2 separate regions of the Homo sapiens genome follow, and region 1 is linked to region 2. A link is a contact called in ENCODE Hi-C data. All regions are on one chromosome and are shown on one strand. The core of a region is the stretch at or near the end of the contact, and the rest is flanking DNA. Distances in the headings are between cores, read along the strand shown.

Evidence for each region. Hi-C counts contacts between places; a loop is a spot of excess contacts on that map. Pooled maps may share reads with other maps.
Region 1: a map with no recorded cell type shows a loop between it and region 2 (3-fold over the local background). The contact joins the promoter of ALDH2 here to the promoter of HVCN1 in region 2. A Hi-C loop is called at or near these places in 2 of 37 single-sample maps with no recorded cell type and 2 of 50 pooled maps.

The regions. Positions count from the first base shown.
Region 1 is chr12:111,763,714-111,768,777 of GRCh38, forward strand. It overlaps ALDH2 (aldehyde dehydrogenase 2 family member), which reads left to right and starts at 3,220. Exons shown (of 13, transcript NM_000690.4): 1 at 3,220-3,383. The coding sequence starts at 3,270. RefSeq lists an enhancer at 2,679-3,448 and a silencer at 2,908-3,227.
Region 2 is chr12:110,686,721-110,691,625 of GRCh38, forward strand. HVCN1 (hydrogen voltage gated channel 1) reads right to left here and starts at 2,395. Exons shown (of 8, transcript NM_032369.4): 1 at 2,360-2,395; 2 at 1,905-1,988. RefSeq lists enhancers at 465-1,293, 1,856-1,905, 3,156-3,205, 3,326-3,435, 3,966-4,115 and silencers at 2,086-2,585, 2,646-2,715.

The DNA.
Region 1 (5,064 bases), core at 1,970-4,469, 1.1 Mb after region 2:
AGCACCACTGCACTGCAGCCTGAGTGACAGAGCTAGACTGTGTCTCAAAAAAAAAAAAAAAGAAAAGAAGTTTAATGGACTTATAGTTCCACATAGCTGGGGAGGCCTCACAATCACGGCAGAAGGCAAGGAGGAGCAAGTCACGTCTTACATAAATGGCCGCAGGCAGAAAAAGAGCTTGTGCAGGGAAACTCCCGTTTTTAAAACCATCAGATCTCGTGAGACTCATTCACTATCAAAAGAACAGTGCAGTAAAGACCTGCCCCCATAATTCAGTCACCTCCCACCAGGTTCTTCCCATAACATGTGGGAATTGTGGGAGTTACAATTCTAGATGAGATTTGGGTAGGGACGCAGTGAAACCATATCAGTCAGGCATGGTGGCATGCACCTGTAATCACAACTACTCAGGAGGCTGAGGTGGGAGGATCAATTGAGCCTGGGAGGTCGAGGCTGCAGCGAGTTGTGATTGTGCTACTGCACTCCAGCCTGGGTGACAGCGAGACCCTGGTCTTGGGGAAAAAAAACAAGAAGACTTAGAAAGCTACAGTGATGAAAACAGTGTCATACTGGCACACGCATACAGAGATCAATGACACAGAATATACAGTAGTTCAGAAATAGCTACTTACAGTTACTTAGTAGTAAAAAGATGACTGGCAGGATGTATTTGTGCCATATATGATAGACAAAATGTTAATTGCCTGGATACATATAAAGCACCTACAAATCAATTTCAGAAAGACCAACAATCCAATAGAAAAGTGAGCCAGAGACATGAGCAGCTAGTTCATAGCAGAGGAAACATGCATGACTTCATCTAGGCAGAGATGCTCAAGCTCACTCGTAAAAGAGAAGCAAATTAATGTGGTAGTGAAATGCCACTTTTTCGTCTCTCAGATTAGCAAAGCTAAAAAAAAAATCCTGAAACTTCTACTGGTGAGGGTGTAAGGAAACTCAGACATGACAGGTAGTGGGGCATAAATTAAACTTCTTTGGAGGGTAATATATCTGTATTTAAATTGTAAATATTCTTTGTTCCATTTCTACTAATTTCTTTCTTTTCTTTTCTTTCTTTTTTTTTTCTTTTTTTTTTTCTTTTTTTTTTTTTTTTGAGACGTAGTCTCACTCTATCACCCAGGCTGGAGTTCAGTGGCACGATCTCAGCTCTTGGCTCACTGCAACCTCTGTCTCCCAGATTCAAGCAATCTCCTGCCTCACCTTCTGGAGTAGCTGGGATTACAGGCACTGCGACCATTCCTGGCTAATTGTGTGTGTGTGTGTGTGTGTGTGTGTGTGTGTGTGTGTGTGTGTGTGTGTGTGTTTAGTAGAGATGGGGTTTCACCATGTTGGCCAGGCTGGTCTCGAACTCCTCACCTCAAGTGATCTACCCGCCTCAGCTTCCCCCCCAGAGTGCTGAGATTACAGGCACGAGTCATGGTGCCAGCCTCATTTCTATTAATTTCTTAAGCAAATCAAGAGCATACATTGTGGCATTGTTTGTAGTGGCAAAAGATTGGAAACAACCTAAATGTCCATCATAGGAAATTCATGAAATAAAACTACCTCATGTATCCAGAGGAATACCATGAAACTGTTGAAGAGAATGGGGACATAGTCCTTGTGTGCTGTGACAAAACGATCTCCACACACAGTATTAAGGGAAAAAAAGTACCTGGCACGGTGGCTCATGCCTGTAATCCCAGAACTTTGGGAGGCCGAGGTGGGCGGATCACCTAAGGTCAGGAGTTCGAGACCAGCTTGACCAATATGATGAAACCCCATCTCTACTAAAAATACAAAAATTAACCAAGTGTGGTGGCATGCGCCTGTAATCCCAGCCACTTGGGAGGCTGAGACAGGAGAATCGCTAGAACCTGGGAGGTGGAAGTTGCAGTGAGCCCACATGGTGCCAGCCTGGGCAACAAGAGTGAAACCCCATCTAAAAAAAAAAAGCAAGGCGCCATTGGGAAGGGGAAGTGGGGCCTGCATGGCTGAATTCAGAGAAGGAAGGGAGTCTTGGTTATCAGATTATCTCTGCAGCTGATCTCCAAACCTATTTCCCTTCTTCCTGGCACAGGGGCCACTCATTTCCCAGACTCTTTTGCATGGAGGCATGGTTGTGTGATTGAAATCCAGCCAGGCGAGCAGGCTCAGCCCACAGAAACCTCCCATGGGCCACCCCCATGCCTTTTCTTCCTCTGGTTTGTGTGGAATGGTGCTGAGCCCCCAGGGCGACTTTGGTGGAATCTGGTGTTGAAATCAGAGTCCCACCGCCGGGCGCGGTGGCTCACGCCTGTAATCCCAGCACTTTGGGAGGCCGAGGCAGGCGGATCATGAGGTGAGGAGATCGAGACCATCCTGGCTAACACGGTGAAACCCCGTCTCTACTGAAAATACAAAAAATTAGCCGGGCGTGGTGGCAGGCGCCTGTGGTCCCAGCTACTCCGGAGGCGGAGGCAGGAGACTGGTGTGAACCCGGGAGGCAGAGCTTGCAGTGAGCCGAGATCGTGCCACTGCACTCCAGCCTAGGCGACACAGTGAGACTCCGTCTCAAAAAAAAAAAAAAAAAAAAGAATAAGCAAATCATGCAAATCATCCTGTTCTAAACTCTGAACCGCTGCTTCCAAGACCGTCCCTGCCCTTGCCCTGGCCGCCTCTCTCCTTGTTAACTGGGCTCCATTCATTCTTTCCATTTCTCTAACACGTGCCAGGTGGTCTCATCTCCTGGCCTTTGCCCTTGCTGTTCCCTGTCATCATTCAGGTCTCACTTGTCATTTCCTGACCATGGTACTTATAAAAGCAGTGCCGTCTGCCCCATCCATGTCACCTCGTTCATCTCCTTCACCTCCGAAATGATCTCGCTTTTGGGTTTACGGCCGGTCTCTTCACCTGGAGCATCAGCCGGGAAGGTCAGGGTCGCCCTGGCTCGGGCCTGTTCACATTGGGGTCAAAGGCACACATTGGGGGCTCAACCAAGGCGAGCTGCGTTCGCGGGGCCGGGTCTTTCCGCACAGGCGGAGGGCGGTGGCGGGCGCGGAGGCGTCGCGCGAGCCAGGGGGCAGCCACGGGCCGGGGGTACCTAGCGCCACCCGCTTCGCTTGCATCAGCTGCGCGCCCCATCCCGAGGAATGGTAGAGGCAGCCCCGCCCCCGGCCCGCCCCCGCCTTTCCATTGGCTGCCGCGCGGGGCGGGGAGCGGGGTCGGCTCAGTGGCCCTGAGACCCTAGCTCTGCTCTCGGTCCGCTCGCTGTCCGCTAGCCCGCTGCGATGTTGCGCGCTGCCGCCCGCTTCGGGCCCCGCCTGGGCCGCCGCCTCTTGTCAGCCGCCGCCACCCAGGCCGTGCCTGCCCCCAACCAGCAGCCCGAGGTCTTCTGCAACCAGGTGAGCCCACCGGCCGGGCTCGCGCTTTGTTTTCCGGCCCGAGTCCCCCGCAGGCCCCTAGGAAGGCCCCGCGCCGCCGTGGGCCTTAGTGTACTCATCTGGGGCTCGAGGGGTTTGCAGAGGCTGACCTGGAAGCACATCTGCCCCCTCCTCTCCTGCAAGCATTTTAGCCCCTTCGCCGCCTCTGACAGTCCCCGTCCCATTTCCCCGTGACTTGGGCCCCCTCTCCGTCTTCGCCCAGCCTCGGTCTGTTTTCCAGGGCCAACTCTCGGGGTTCCGTTCTCCCCATGGTCCTTGCTTTCGGGTCTCCGCAGGGTCCCCACCCTCACCCACTCAGAAGACGCGACCAAGTCCCTCTTTGCAGGAACTTTCCTGTCTTTTCCTTAGTCATCCCCTTTACCCCCTGACTCATGCCCTCATCCAAGGAGTTCAAAAGGAAAAACCAGGAAAGAGGTGATTTGCAGCCACGTTCTCCAGTTCACCATGGGCGAGGCCACGCTCGGCTGCTTCCATTGCTGGGAGTAGGGAATCCTGGAGGACCTTCGGCCCCAGGGGGCCGACCCCAAGGGGTGTCTGCGGCTTCCAACGCCGGCTTCGACCAAACCAAGGAGGAGCTTTCCAGGATAAAACTGATTCCTGTGGTCCATTTATTGATTGCTCAATCAGTAATACTTTGGAATATTTTTTGTTTTGATCTTTGAGTTTGGTTAAAGTTCTAGACTTCACAGAGGCTGAAATTGGTTATGAAAGAGTTTGTTTTGTTTGTGCCAGTGCATGTTGGCTGCCTTCTCTGACTTAAGCTTTTTCTCCTATAAATGGAAAGGCGCTCTGAGGGTTAGGTTCACACAGGCCCTCATCAACCAGTCACTTCATAGTTAATCACAGCTCCTGTCCTGTCTGCACAGCCTTTGTGCAGCACTGTTCTAAGCGTCTACCTGTTTTGCAATTTAAGGTAATTTTTACAACAGCCTCAGTAGGAAGGGACTGTAATTCTCCATTTTACAGATGAAGAGACTGAGTCACAAAGAGGTTTAGTGACTCACCTAAAGACCAAAGTCAGTGGCATAGTTGGGGTTCACAGCTGAACTTCCAGGAGTAAGCCCCTAACCAGAACATTCCATGGTATGTTGTGACTCTGGGTGGGAACAAAGGGACCACCGATCCTCTGGGACTATTGCTGATTTGGGATGCTGTAGAGCTGGCTCCTAGCCAGCTGCTTTCAACAGCACACCTGCTGGTCTGGCCCTGAGTGTGGCTGCAAATCTGGATATAGGTGATGGGTAAAGGCACATGCGTGTGATTTTAGGGGATGTTACAAAGGTCATTTGCAAGGGAATTTTTAAAAGGATAAAATAAAATCTTTTGCATAACACAAGCTAAAAAGGCAGCAGCTATGGCTCCCTTGGCAGCCTGTGCAAGTTCATGCTTGGAAGACTTGAGCATCAAAAGATCTAGCAGAGGCCAGGTGCAGTAGCTCATGCCTGTAAATCCCAGCATTTTGGGAGGCCGAGGTGGGATGATCCGTTGAGCCTAGGATTTCGAGACCAGCCTGGGCAACATAGCAAGACCCTGTCTCTAGTCTCTACTAAAAAAGTAAATTAGTTAGGTGCGGTGGCACATGCCTGTAGTCCCAGCTATATGGGAGGCTGAGGTGGGATGATCCCTTGAGCCTAGGATTTCG
Region 2 (4,905 bases), core at 1,145-3,644:
GCAGAGCTGCAGAGAAATGTGCACACATTCCTGGGGATGATTTTTCTAAATAGCTACCTGGTCACAAGAGGTAAGTGCTTCCAAAATGATCCCACCCTTGACTTGCACACCTTGGTTAGGAAACTGTATCTCCAAGAAGCCATTTGATAGCCAAAAACATGCACAATATGGACAATGATATTTATAGCTAAGTTGAATAGTATGGCTAAAACCTGGAAGTGGCCCTCAACCCCCAAGCCCTACTTTAGGGAAAAGCTGAGGAAGGCAGTGGGCTCTTGGGAGGGATAATTCTGAAGTCTATGTAGAAACGGGAGAAAAAATGCTGTCAAGCAGTGAGAAGAAAAATAGGCTGATGGCTGACACATTGCCTGCAACTGTACAAAACTATCTGAGCCATTCCTAGGTGCCAGGCACTGATTTCCCAGGTTCTGGGAAATCCAAGGTGAAGAGGAAAGGGCAAGATCACGATCCTGGTAGACTGACATGTTACCTGGGGAGACAAACAAGGAAGCAAGGAAATATACAAGACAGACCACACCCCCCCCCCCCAGCTAAGCACTGGGAAGCCAGCCAGCCAGAGTAAGGGGCCAGGGAGCAGGCGGGGTCTCCTTAAGTGGGGTGGTCAGGGACAACTCGACATTTATGGTGTGCCCTGAATTACAAGGGAGTATGTCACAGATTGCAGAGAAGAGCATTCCCGGGAAAAGGAAGAACACGTGTGCTGTGCACAGCCCCTGAGAGAGCGGAGTACTTAGGAGGTGGCGGCTGGGGACAGCAGTGGACAGGACAGTGGCCAGAGAGAAAAATTGAGAATAATCACACAGGGCCTGATCATGGAGAGGGCTTGGCAGGCGATGCTGGGGATTTGGATGGAAGTGAGGGGTCCAGCGTGATGAGGCGGCAAGAGATGCTGGCGGCCTGGTCTCAGGGTGGAAGTAGGGGGTGGAGGGGTGGCCGGATTCAGGATATGCTTTGGGTTAGAACTTGTCGCTAGCCTAGACTGTGGGGAAGGGACGAGGAGCGGGGTGGTGGATGACAGCTCCCAGGGCCCAAGCCCCAATGACTAGCAAAGGATCAAGTCTGGGGACAAGAACACTCTGGCTTTCTCCTTCTTGCTAAACCTGTGTCGGGGAGGGCAGGGGCCACAGAGCAGCTCTGGACCTTGTGCAAGCCTCAGCCCAGAGATTTTCAAAACCCTGCCCTTATCAGCCTTTCCCTCTGGGGAGTCAGCCAGAGAAGTTGCCACCCCCTCACCTTGGTCTTACTCAAGCAGCTCCTAGTTGCTGGTGGGGCTGTCCGGAAATCCTGCAGATCTCAGATAGCCCTGAACAACCTGAAGTTAAAGGTGCCCAGGACAGAGAAGTACTCTCAGAGGGGCAGGACGGAGGGTGGAGGAAGCACTGGAACCATGAACTTTTGGTAGTAACCTGGTGCCAGGGGCTAAGCCTGTACACCAAGCATCTTATATCATCTTCTCAGCAATCCTGCGAGGTAGGTACATGCTTAACCTCATGGGACAGATGCGGAAACTGAGGCAGAGACAGGCCAAGTCACGAAGCTGAGCCTGCAAGATCCCCCACACCCAGCACTGGTAAAAGTGGTGGGGGCAATGTTGGAGGGAGTTCCACTGAGGAACTGCTCTCCCCTCTCTGTCTTGGCGTTTACCCTGGCCCCAATCACTCTTGTTCCTCAGCATCTCTGTCTCCAACAGGTGGGTGCTTTTAAAGTGTTTCTAGGGAAGAGTTTGCTTCCCCGGGGCTCCTCCTTCAGGGATGGCTGGGCCTGCTCATTGCAGCCTTCTCCCGGGACATCCAGCACTGCCTCTGCCCCTGCTTCTCTCCTACAATCTCCCGGGAGGGCAGCGGGGCAGGGACGATGCATCCGAGGACTTAGGGGACACAGACCTGGTTGTGAGTTCTGGCTCTGCCTCCTTTGGCTGTGTGACCCAAGGCAAGGGGCTTGGCCTCTCTGCGTCTTGGTTTCTTCACCTGTTAAGAGGGAGACGACGATGGTCACCTGTGGCTGCTGCGCGGAGTGTGAAGAACTGAAGGCACCTGGCCCAGGGCGGCGCGCACCACCAACTCTCCGGGATCGGGGGGTCACTAGGGCCAGCGTCTCCCGCGTTCCCCTCCCCTGGACTCCAGTCCCTGCCGAGGGGAAGCACTGCCCGCCCGCGCCGGGACACGCCAGAGCCGAGGGCAACCGAGGGCTGGGGTCCTGCTGGGGCTCCACGGCGAGGCCTGGACAGCGGAGATGCGGGGGGGGGTCCCCTCTTCTCGGAAGGATCGGGCACTGGGGGTCTTGTAGAAAGGGCTGCACGCCAAACGGGGTACGCCCCCCGCCCGGCCCGAGCACTTACCCGGCGCCCCACCCGCCCGCGGTCACCGCTGCGACTGGGAGCCTCAGAGCAGGTCCGGCCCAGCCCGTCCCGCCCCGTACCGTACCAGGCCCCGCCCCCGCCCGGGCCGCCCCCGCCCCCGTCCCCGCCCCCACAGCCCGCAGACCCCCAACGGTCGGCGGGCTTCTAGGCCTCGGCCCGGGTCTTAGTCCCCTTGTCCCTGCCTGTGGTCAGTCCACCCGTTCGTCCCTACCTCCCTCACCCCGGCTGCCTCCCGCCCCGCAGGGTGGGCCTGTCCTGGGCCTCCCGCAGTTACAAAGGTCCCGCCCGTGGGAGCGAATCGCGGATCACAAAAATCCTGCCCCGGGCCAGCCTAAGGGAAGGGTGGGCGGGGGAACCACTTCCTTCCTCCGCCGGCTGGAGCGGGGCGAATCCACCCCGCCAACCCCTTTCGGGGAGCTTCTGCTCCATCCCACCGTCTCCGGGCCACCCCTGCCTCTGGGTCTCCTGATTCCTTGGCCTCGTCCCCTGCACAGTTTCTGCCATGCAGGGGTGGAGGGTGGGCAGCACGCTCTGACGAATGAGCAACCTCTCAGCCCTCAGAACTTCCCTTGGTCGAGGGCTCTGAGGCTGCTCATGGGATGGTACTGGCAAGAGGGAGCCTTACCGCGTGCAGCCCCTGCCTGTCCTGGGCCGCCTTGCTCCGGGCCAACTCGTACGGCCCCGCAGGCGCAGGCCCAGCTCTGAAGTCCCTCCCCTGTGGGCCCTCCCAGCACCCTGTTCACACAGTCGAATCAGTTCTGTTAGCTTCTGTCTTCCCCCAGAGACCATTTGTCCCAAACATCCTGCAAAGCCGTCTTCTGCACACCTCTCCCTTCCGGTTGAGTCGGGGCTGTGGGGAGAGGCTCACCTCCTTGGGGTTGTGTTAGTTTCCTCATGCCGCTGTTAACAGATCACCACAAACCTAGTGGCTTAACACAAATGTGTTATCTTACAGCCCTGGAGGCCAGAAGTCTCAGATGGGTCCTACAGGGCCAGAATCAAGGTGTGGGTGGGGCTGTGCCTTCTGGAGGCGCCAGGGTAGTGTGTTCCTTGCTTTTCCCGGCTGGAGAGGTGCCTGTGATCCTTGGCTGTCTCAATCCGACCTCTGCCTCCATGGTCACAGCGTCTTCTCCCTTCTAAGGAGCCCTGTGATTATATGGGATCCACCTGGATAATCCAGGCTAATCTCTCCAGCTCAGGATCCTTCACATAGCCACATGTGCAAAGTCCCCTTTGCCACTTAAGGCAACATACAGGTTTGGAGGGGTTAGGATGTGGATATCTTGGTAGGGGGGTGCATTCTTCTGCCTCCCATAGGGGTATTGTCTGCTTCAACTGACTCGGCTTTCCCCAATTCTGCTGGGCAGCTGGCTTTCTTTTCTTTTTTCTTTTTTTTGGAACGGAGTCTCACTGTCGTCCAGCCTGGAGTGCAGTGGTGCGATCTTGGCTTACTGCAACCTCCGCCTCCTGGGTTCAAGCAATTCTCCTGCCTCAAGCCTCCCGAGTAGCTATGATTACAGGCCAGCATCACCATGCCTGACTAATTTTTGTATTTTTAGTAGAGACGGGGTTTTACCATGTGGGTCAGACTGGTCTCGAACTCCTGACCTCAAGTGATCTGCCTGCCTTGGCCTCCGAAGGTGCTGGGATTACAGGTGTGAGCCACTCCACCCGGCAACAGTCTCACTCTGTGGCCCAGGCTGGGGTGCAATGGCATGATCTTGGCTCAGTGCAACCTCTGCCTCCTGAGTTCAAGCAATTCTCCTGCCTCAGCTTCCTGAGTAGCTGGGATTACAGGTGCCTGCCACCACGCCTGGCTAATTTTTGTTTTTTTAGTAGAGACAGGGTTTCTCCATGCTGGTCAGGCTGGTCTCGAACTTCTGACCTCAAGTGATCCGCCTGCCTCGGCCTCCCAAAGTGCTGGGATTACAGGCGTGAAACACCATGCCTGGACTGCAGCAGGCTTTCTTTTTTCTTTTTGAGGTGGAGTCGCGCTCTGTCACCCAGGCTGGAGTGCAGTGGCGCGACCTCGGCTCACTGCAAGCTCCGCCTCCCAGGTTCATGCCATTCTCCTGCCCCAGCCTCCTGAGTAGCTGGGACTACAGGCGCCCGCCACCACGCTCGGTTAAATGTTTTGTATTTTTAGTAGAGACGGGGTTTCACCGTGTTAACCAGGATGGTCTCGATCTCCTGACCTCGTGCTCCGTCCTCCTCGGCCTCCCAAAGTGCTGGGATTACAGGCGTGAGCCACCGCGTCTGGCCAGAAGGCTTTCTTAAAAACATTTTGGTCAGATCTCCTGACTTCTCAGTCATGTATTATTACAACAGCCCCATGCCAGTTTCTAAGGCATAGTCTGGTCCATTTTCAACTTCAACTTCCTTATATTTTATTAAAAATTCTCCTCCTCCCCCAGGGCCAGCTAGACAGAGTGGAGAGGATGTGGGGACTGCTCCCAACAGCCCCTCCTCTGTGTTCACTCCCCTCTGGTTGAGGAAGGGAAAAGGGAACAAGTACCCCGTCCCCT